Regions from separate parts of the Homo sapiens genome. Here region 1 is linked to region 2. Evidence: read pairs that join two places in POLR2A ChIA-PET (ENCODE). Cell type or tissue: PC-3. All regions are shown on one strand. Region 1 overlaps OTOGL (otogelin like). Region 2 overlaps PTPRQ (protein tyrosine phosphatase receptor type Q).

Region 1 (5,000 bases), 330 kb before region 2:
TGAAGAAAATCAACCTAAAATAATCTCAATTTAAAAACTTTTATTTCATGAGTTTTACAAATATAAGGTAAATGTTAAAAGCTCTAGCTGAAAAAGGGTGATAATTTTTCAATGCTTTGTAAAGCTCATTAGCCATTTGGTCATCTTTTGGGAAATGGACAATAATGTTGGATAAATAGTCTCTTCTTGGTGCAGTAAGATCTCTTTCAAGAACATTTGCTCATTAAAAGAGCCCTGTGATACTGAAATGCAGTTACATCCCTAAATTGATCTATTTCTGTATTCTCTTTTCTATCATCAAGTTTAGCCATTAGTAGGTTTTGTACATTTGTAAATGTTAAAGCTTGCAAACGCAAATATATGTCCAATTAATCATTCAATTTCTTGTATGAAATTGTACATTCTGGAGTCCTCATTGACATTTCCTTTTTTCCCCCAAGGACAAAATAAATTATTAAAAAAATAGAAGTTACCAAAGACTGATTTTTTTTTTTAGTGATATCACTGTTATTCACTGAATTTAAAGTACTACTTTTTTTTTTCTTCTTTCAAGCATCTCCTAGTTTATTTGTGAAATCTTAGTTATTGGCACTAATTATGTTTGGCAATTGTGCAGTACTATTTTGTTTACTTTATAAGTACATTTTGTGATGCCAATGTTGATGATCTTCCTTCTCCTGAGAATCCACACTGCTCTATATTTTACAGCATTAGCACTTGTTTCCTTGGAATCTGCTGAAAGGCCAAACTACTTTCTCTATGTCCATGACAATGATACTCTTAGCTTGGAGCTGTGGGAGGCGAATTCAGCCTTTCATCGGAGAGCAACATTTTTCCACCATCAGGGCCTCTGGATTCCTGGTTACAGTGCATTTGAGTTATACAGCAAGAAAGGCTTTTTCATCATATTCACAGATTCTAGTGTCAAAGCATCAAAATATGATGATTCTGAAGAATTTAAACATTCAAGTAGCTTCAGCATAGAAGGTATGTTTCCTGAGATCTCCAAAAAGAGAACAAATAGGTAATTTATATTAGGCAGAATATTTATGTCTTTAATTTAAAAACCATTCTTACTGCATATAAGCAGATAGACTTTTATGACCTTAAGTAAGTGTCTTAACCTCTATACCCCTCTATATCTCCAATATACGTATTGGAGAAATAATAATATGTACTTTATCGGGTTATGGTGAGTATTGAATAAGTTGATGTAAATTACTTAGAACAATCCTAAATAACCTGATTTTTTATTATTATTACCCCAATTATTACTACCAGTGCTGTCTGGACATTGGAATCAGGGCTCACTCATGTGGCTTAGTTGTCTAATGTTTATATCTCCTTTTTCTTTCCTAGAAGGCAACTCTAATTTATCTGATTCTTAGTGATAAGGACAATATATTTACTTCTGTCATTTGAATACAAGGTGTCTGTTTCCATTGACCTCTAGAAGATTTCTCTAGTTCAGCAGAAACCTAATCTTACTTCTAGAGAGCCTTTGAGGTCTATAGCTATTGAATTTTCTGCAGCAAGCTTCACTCCTTTATGCAGTGTTTAAAAGTCATGCTTTCTTTTCAAAATCCAGAAGCTTGATATCTATCTTGAGTCTCCTCAAGAAATCGTTTCATCCTTGTGAACCCTCCTAAAGGAGTTCAAGACAGCAACTAATTTGCCTTTTCTGTTGAGAATATATTTCTGCAAGCCCTTCTAATAATAGATTTTAAACAGTACAAATTGAGCTTCAAAATACCTAATGTTAAATGACAAGTTAATGGGTGCAGCACACCAACATCGCACATGTATACATATGTAACAAATATGCACGTTGTGCACATGTACCCTAAAACTGAAAGTATAATAAAAAATAAAAAAATAAAAAATAAAAAAAAATTTTACCTATTGAATACAGTTCTTCTATGCAAAGATTCCTAAGTCTGGCAGGAGGTTTTGTGCAAACCCAGATGCCAGAATTCTGCAAGGGTTCTTACTCTGGCAACGAGCTCAGAACAAAGAAAAAGAAGCTCTAATATCTCTACCATTTGCATTCTTAGGTGTGGTGACATACATTCTTTAGTGTGGTGACATACTCACAAAACAAGTCAGGCAAAGGAATTTTATTACTTAACAGACAGGCAGCAAGAATCAACAGAAGCCTAGGATTCATGGTGAGCCAGTCCTCTAGGCTCAGAAAAGCCCAGGGTGAACTGAATCTTGTCTGCACATGCTCCAGGTTGCACTGCAGCTGAGGGACCCTGAAAGCACTCTGCCCTGGATTTGATACTTCAGGTGCAACTGGAATCACCGAGCACACACTTTGCAGGACATCCTGTTGGGAATGGCAACAGAGCCTGGATTGTTTCAGAAGATTCCTCCTTACCTCAGGATAACCCTCAGAACATTTTGCAGTTGTTTTGAGATCTGCAAGTGGGAGAGAGAAAGCAAGGAGAACCAAGGGGAGAGCTGTCCTCCTACACTGTGCTCTTGAGAAAAGGAACCACTGACATATCTATATAGCATTCCATACAGTGGATGTGATTTGCTTACTTCAGTTTACCTACCGTTGACCTTTACAGGCCTCTATTTCCCCTCTGCTCTAGAAATCTGTGCCCTTAGAACCAGACCTAGTAGCCCCATTTGAGGCTTAGAGAACTGCAGCACATGGCATCATCAGAATATCAGAAGCTGATCTTTGTGGGCTTCTGAAACCTAGGAAACTCCAGGAGCCTATTGTAGTCTTGGAACCAGTCCTCTTTCAGGATGCGTGAGACGAGTAACTCAAGTTCAGCAATTACTTAAGTCTTTAGATGTATAGATGCTTTCCAAAAAGACTTATTTTCCTTGCTGTAATTTGGAATTGAATTCTGTGTCCAGAGTCCAAGAAACATACCTGCTTCCTGAATTTTCTTTCTTAAGAGGTTCTCTTGTTCAGAGATAGCTTTGAACTGCTACAAAAGGACTTCTCTATGCTGTGGGAAGGTGAGAGTATTAGCAGACCTTGCAGGAGAAAAACTTCAATCAAGGGAGGTTTTAGAACTGTATGCATGTATTTTTCAAATCCGCCCATATATTTTGTTGTATTCAAACAATACTTATCTGGTACAAGGCAACGTGCTAAGTTTTCTGAGAACAGCAACAGAATATTCTTCCTAGATTTGAGTTCATGAAATGTATTTGGTCTTGCCATTTTTCTAATTGTTTGAACTTGGCAAGTTTCTTGGCTGCTGTGAGTCTCAATTTCCTCATTTATAAATTAGAAATAATATCTACTTAATAGGGTTGTTGCAGGATAAAATAGAATAATGGATGGACAATTACTTTGCAGAAAGTAAAATTCTAAACAAGTGTTTGGTATTATGATGTGAAGACAGATGAAAACCCACTACACACACACACACACACACACACACACACACACACACACACACACACACATATATAAAATATTTTGAATTTTCCTCAGCCTCCTCCAACCACTTGCTTTTTTAAATCTTTGGAAGATAGGTGTACATGTAGATATTTAATCTGAGCATGAAATGCTTTGGTCACCAAGCAATTACAGTGTTTTTTCTTCAGTTCTGTCTTTCCTGTAGCATTGTAGTCAAAGAAGGGTCAAACCCTAGGAGGGTTCATATAAGAAACTGTTAGTTTTTGGCCAGGTGCAGTGGCTCACACCTGTAATCCCAGCACTTTGGGAGACTAAAGCGGGTGGATCACCTGAGGTTAGGAATTCGAGACCATTCTGGTCAACAAGGCAAAACCCCGTCTCTATTAAAAATATAAAAATTAACTGGGTGTGGTGGCATGTGCTTGTAGTATCACCTACTTGGGAGGCTGAGGCACGACAGTCACTTGAACCCAGGAGGCAGAGGTTGTGGTGAATCGAAATAGTGCCACTGCGCTCGAGCCTGAGTGACAGAGCGAGACTGTCTCAAGAAAGAAAAGGGAATTGTTAGTTTTCAAGCTATGTATTAAATATGCACACAATCTAAACTTTATTTTTTCCCAGAAATCCAGGCAGCAGTGCCTTACAGGAAGATGTGTGAATGGAGATATGAACCTTGTGCTACACCCTGTTTTAAAACATGTAGTGACCCTGAAGCACTAGCATGTAAATTTCTTCCACCGTAAGTAACGTTTACCAATAAGTGATCAAAGTCCAGCCTTAGCAAATTCTGTTTTCAGTTGATTTTTTTCAAGATTTTAAAAACAGCCATTCTCAAGTTGTATATGCTATATATTCTTTCATGATATTAATTTCGCTTAAATCAAGAAGTAGTTATTGAGAGCCTACTATGTGGCAGGCAATCTTCTTGCTGCTGGGGAGACAGTACTGAACAAAATAGACAAGTACTTGCCCTCATGAAGCTTACATATTGTTGGATTGAGCAGAAAATAACCAAACAAAAATGTAAATATATAATGCAACATATTGTTATGGCGGATATGTGTTACAGAGAAAAATAAAGGAAGGTAAGGGAGACAGAGAGCATAAGGCATGTGTGTGTGTTTGCCAATTAATGTTGGTGGTCAGTGAAGAGCACCCTGACAAGGTGACATCTGGTCAGAGATCTAAATGTAGTGAAGGCACTGGCCAGGTGGATATCTGGGGAAGAATCTTTAATTTGAGAACAGTGCAAAGGTCTTGGAGTGGGAATGTGTTTGGTGTGTTCGAGGATCAGCAAGGAGGTCATAAGTTAGAACAAAGTGAGCAAAATGGAGAGAAGTGGGAGATGAGACCAGAGAATCATATTAGTGGGCAAATCATATAAGGCTTTGTAGCCTGTTGTAAGGACTTTGTCTTTTACTGTAAGATAGGAGACCTGGCTGCATTTTAGGCAGCTGAGTGGCATGATCTGATTTATGTTTTAAAAGGTGTACTTTGCCTGTTGTATTGAGAATGGGCTGTTGGAGGAGAGGAGGACAGGGCAGACTTGATCGGTGATACAGACAAGAAATGAAGGGGATTTGACCAGGTTGGTGGCCCGAGAGGTTATGAG
Region 2 (5,000 bases):
AGCAACTTTTGGTAGAGTTTTTCACTGAAAAGACATGAACTTAAAACAAAAAAATGTATATTTATTCAATTAATCATAACTTCTGAAATGAAGAATAGAGATGATTAAAGAAGAGCAATAATATGAATAATATTTTGCTTTAGCTATTTCTTGCTCACTTTTCTTTAATATGATTATTCACATTTAATGTCTCTTAGGGATTTCACAAATGTATACTGATGCTTCAAATGGTTTATTGACATTTTCCCAGAAACCAACATCTACTTTAGATTCTAGTTATCTCAGTAAAAATACTTTTGCAGTACCGGCTCAAATGATCCTCTAGGAAAAAGGAATCTCTCTGCGATGGGTGGCAGTCTCACTGTCCTTATATAGGTGGACTACTAGCCTGTCACTAAATCATATATATTGTGCTTAAATTTTGCCAATCACAATGGAATAATATTTGCTGTTATTATAAAAGTTATTTCCACAAAGTTCAAGAGTTTCTATGTCCATGTGGTAGCAGGGAAATAGACCTTGGTAATCAAAGCATCTCAGTCATTTATATCTTAAGTTCAGTTGATCAGAATTTACCCAACACAACCTTCTATTCTTTCCTATTTCTGAAGAACAAGGTATCATAGGGGCACTGGGCAACAAGTTATCTTAAGGGAGCTAGGTAGTATGTGTGGATGTAGCCTGTAGTTTATCTTTCTTTCTTGCTGGTCTTCGCTGAGGGGTAATTATTTTTAACAAAGATTGATTGTGGCTTCAGTCCCCACTGCAACTGTTACTATGTCAGAGATATTTCCAGGGCCTCCAATATTCAGACATTCTATTTTCCCTTCCCCAAATCAAAGATTCTTCTCATTTGGTAGCCCTTTCAGCCATCTCCATATCCATCTAGAATAAGGAATTCTTTCTTGCTTTCTTTAAATCACTCTAGGGTATTGTGGGGCACTCTTAAGCTTATCCACCAAGACTCTTTGTTAGTCACTGCTACTTTGTCACTTAGATGCCCTGTTTGGCAATGGAATAGTCTATCACTTTATGTTTACCCTGAGAAGCTGGAAGATACAACATCTCTTTCTGCTTGGGGGGCACCCATCATTAACTGAGAATTCTAACATTCTACTTTGTAATACCTGGTCCAGCATCCCCATATTTTTCAACAATTCCTGTATTGTAATGAAATATACTTCCTTTTAAATCCTGTTTTCTTCATTGAATACACCTCTTTTTGACCATTTTCATATTTATTATGCTCTGTTTTTCAAACCATTTTTTTTCTTTTATTCATTCTTTGCTTCAAAAAACATATCTTCTTACAAATATTCTTCAATTAAAGAATATAGTAAAATCCCTAATATTATTCTAGATTTAAAACTTTGAAAAAGTCATATGTTCCTTAGTTCATTTCATTATATTTTGTGCCTTTTGTGTTTTTTGCAGTGCTAATTTGTTGTGCATGACGTAAGTGTTATTAATGATACGCCCCTCTCTAAGTTTGTGTATGTTGTGTAGCCTATTTAGCTGTTAAAATTATTTTTGTTTACAGAGTATAAGTAATTTGGCCAATGATCTGTCACAAAAGATAGGTCTAAAATAATGGAAATAGTTATAATTTGTTGTTGCTGTGTATTTATCCAAACTCACTCATGAAACAATACTTAACCAATGTGATGTCATGTTTCATGGATTCATTCTGTCTGGTTCAACACTTTCTATATATAGAGGAAATATTTTTAAAATCCACATTAGCTCTTTTAGACCACTAAATACCATGCAATATATTAAAAAGTGATCTATTTTTAATGTAGTATCCTAAATGCCTAACATTTTTAAGCATTTATAATGACATTTATAATAACAACAACATCTTTTCAGCTCGAGAAAGAATGTAAATTATTTGCCATGTTTGAGTCCAAATAATGTAATTTCAAAAAAATAAATAAAATTTAAAATAATGATCATATATTAGTTAAAGGCATAGCACATTTTACATTATTGATTTATTATAATTTTCTGACTTTAATCTACACTTCTTTCAGAATTAGCTGTCCACTCTGACTCACAATGCATTTAACACAATCTCTATTGCAGGTTACTTAGTTATAGAAAATCCATCAAGTAAGTTTGTTAAATATTTTCTTTCTTCTTTTTGAATATCAAAGTTAGATGCACTGACTCAGTAGAACCTTAATGTGTGATTCACTTTTTGTATGTTTGTTGGAAAAACCTCCAAGCTGGATATAAATCATAAAAGCATGACTAATTGCATGGTAACTGGAGAAATGCTTTCTCTCTCTCTGGGGTGAAGCCTGCATGTCTGTATTTTAGCTTGGGAAGTAATACGGGGATATTTAAACTCCTTGGGGTTTGAAAACCATGTCATTATGAGAATGAGGTCACTGCAATATTTTATATCTTCTAAAACCTTGTAATGTATAAAATGTTTTCTGTCTGACAAAGAGGTATTATGTGCTTTAGGAGTCAATGATAACTTCATGCCCTTACATTTACTTGAAAAATTTTCTTCATTAAAATGCTAAATCCTTTATTTAATGTCACTAAAAAATTGAAGGAATTTTGTGCCATGAATACAAAGAAAGTGAGCTTAAAGAAGAAAAGTTAATTTTATAAGTATAACAGAGTGACTTTAAAAAGCTGTGTTGTTTGTGATTTTGGGGATGTCCATTGTTCTTTAACTTGTTAAAAGTGAAGCCAGTGCCAATGCTAACGCGAACAAATACAATCTAACATGACCCTATTTTATACCTTTCTTTACTTGGAGGCCAATAAGCAAGAAATCCTTCCTGCAACATGTTGAAGAGCTTTGCACAAACAACAACCTAAAGTTTCAAGAAGAATTTTCGGTATGTTACTAGCAGTTGTCACAACATTGCAAGACCTCCAGTCGTTTCATGTGTCACATTTCATGTCCATTTTAAGCAAGCAAGGCCATGAAGGACTCTGGCCTTGATAATCAATACCCAATTACCAGGTTGATTGTTTTGATAGTAATGTTACACTGGGCCGCCTCTGGTGCAACCTGATCAGAATTATTCACCTACTGTGTCAGGAAAAGGTGGTCTTCTTCAGACCTCCCCTGTATTGGCAGCATGACCTTGTCTATTCTCTGCTCTTTCATCCAGATGTAGGTGCAAATGTAGAATGCCATATTCATTAGTTTGTTTTGTATTCAAGGTTTAGGTCATACTATAAGTGTAGTTTTATATTTAAGTAATTATTTTACATTTGGACACTAAATTATTTCATTTTACGTTTACCTACTTGGTTTACATTAGTGATATAGATGAATGTGAGATCAAAACTTGAAGCTTCCAGAAACTATAAGAAAATTATTTCTAGAACTGTCTAAAAATAAAAAAAAAGATAAGTAATGTCCACGTTTTACAGGGGGCCTTTTTAAAGTTACTATGGAATAAATGCTGTATCATATAATGAAAATGTATAAAATTAAGAATTTGTCACTTTAAATCTACTTAAAAGTTGGGAATAGTTTTTTTTTTAACATTTTGTATATCTATAAAATTGAAATTATTTAAAAACATAAGGTAGATATCAAATCTTCAAGCTACTTTAAGAGTTATAAGCATCTTTTCTAACTTAGATGATTATTTTGTTATTAAGAAAGACAGATTTCTACATGTCACCAAAAACATTATTTCTATTTTATTTTTTTCCATGAAATTTCCAGTGTGTGAACTCCTGAAACAAAGAATAAAACAATTGGGTTAAATAATTCAGAATTATAATATTTCAGTCTCTTAGGGAATAATAACAAAAATGAGAGAAGATTAATGGTATTTCCTGCAGCCTTTTGGTTATGCTTCTTAAGAAATATTGGTCTGGACTTAACAAAATCAATAGTGCCATAAAATTCTTCCTAGCATTTAGACAGCAAGAATTCTCAATTTTTCAGGAGCAAAAGTGTAATTTCCCTAGAATAAGAGTGAATGTAATTACATTATGCATGACCAAGTAGATAAAAAGTTTTATTAGCAATAACATTTTCACATATATGAGAAAGTTTCTAGTTTAAGTTTTTTGAAGACCATAGTTTGAAGAACTTTTTAAAAATTTCATTTTGTCTAATGCTTTGTTAAGAATTTCTAAAGCAAATTATTAAATTATGTTTTAATAAATACATTTTTGGTGCATATATTTGATAAACCTTTTAACTCAGGACATATTCACTCATATCTTAAATATTTATAAGTTCCTACTATGTGATAGGCATTGTATTTGGCACATACAATCAGCACTTACCAGCTAAGTGACTTTGGGCAAATTTCTTAAACTCTCTTTGCCTCAATATCTTCATTTGTAAAATTATAATATCTACTTTATTAAATTATGAATATAAAATGATTGAATATAAGCAATACTAAGAACAGTAGCTGGCACAAGTATTAGCTATTACGATGATAAATTCTACCATAAAGAAGCTCATATTATGGTAAGAACTGCAGATGTGTAAAAATTGCAAATTTACTGTATCTTGATGGAGATATGCATGAAGATTGAGGATCAAATCTGTTTGTATATCAACCAGAAAAGAGTTTATAAAAAAGGTGTCTTTCAGGATGAACTTTAGGATGAGCAGAAGTCTAATGAGAAGGTAAAGGAAAAAAGGTGTTCCAGAGACAGGAAAAGGATAGGAATGCAAAAACGGTCTAACTCATCTGTGGTCCCACTGAAAAGAGAGAAAGCAATAGGAGAAAGAGCTAAATAGGGAGAATTGTGGCCTTGTGCACCCTGATAAGGATAACACTGCCCAGTGTAACATTACCATCTAAACAATCAACCTAGTGTTTGAGCATTGCTTACCAAAGCCAGAGCTGCTTAAGTCTAGAAATGGAAACTTTTATGTGAAATAATTATAAAATATAAGTGCTCTTTCAGTCTATTTAAACTCACCTTTTTTCTCCCTTCTTTATGTATTTCCAAAACTTTGACACAAGGAAGCTGTTCTAGGACTCCTTATTGGGTTA

What was found. Peaks named below come from ENCODE experiments on the same cell type or tissue, not always from the same donor. Only the 100,000 strongest peaks of a DNase experiment are listed, where the experiment ranks them.
Region 1: POLR2A ChIA-PET joins it to region 2 with 6 read pairs; 1 of 35 experiments calls an interaction of 5 or more read pairs at or near these places.

What each region holds. Positions count from the first base shown.
Region 1 is chr12:80,319,714-80,324,713 of GRCh38, forward strand. It overlaps OTOGL (otogelin like), which reads left to right. Exons shown (of 59, transcript NM_001378609.3): 34 at 709-987; 35 at 4,010-4,127. Among named protein-coding and RNA genes, the nearest start is that of PTPRQ, 120 kb to the right of the region's middle. RefSeq lists an enhancer at 489-1,022. In PC-3, no CTCF peak of the experiment used is centred here; a DNase peak (open chromatin) is centred at 2,118.
Region 2 is chr12:80,646,812-80,651,811 of GRCh38, forward strand. PTPRQ (protein tyrosine phosphatase receptor type Q) reads left to right here. Exons shown (of 45, transcript NM_001145026.2): 36 at 2,086-2,112; 37 at 2,777-2,858. The region is part of intron 1 of LOC105369867 (a long non-coding RNA gene); the gene reads right to left. Among named protein-coding and RNA genes, the nearest start is that of MYF6, 58 kb to the right of the region's middle. In PC-3, no CTCF peak of the experiment used is centred here; a DNase peak (open chromatin) is centred at 2,250; H3K27ac peaks cover 872 bases; H3K27me3 peaks cover 560 bases.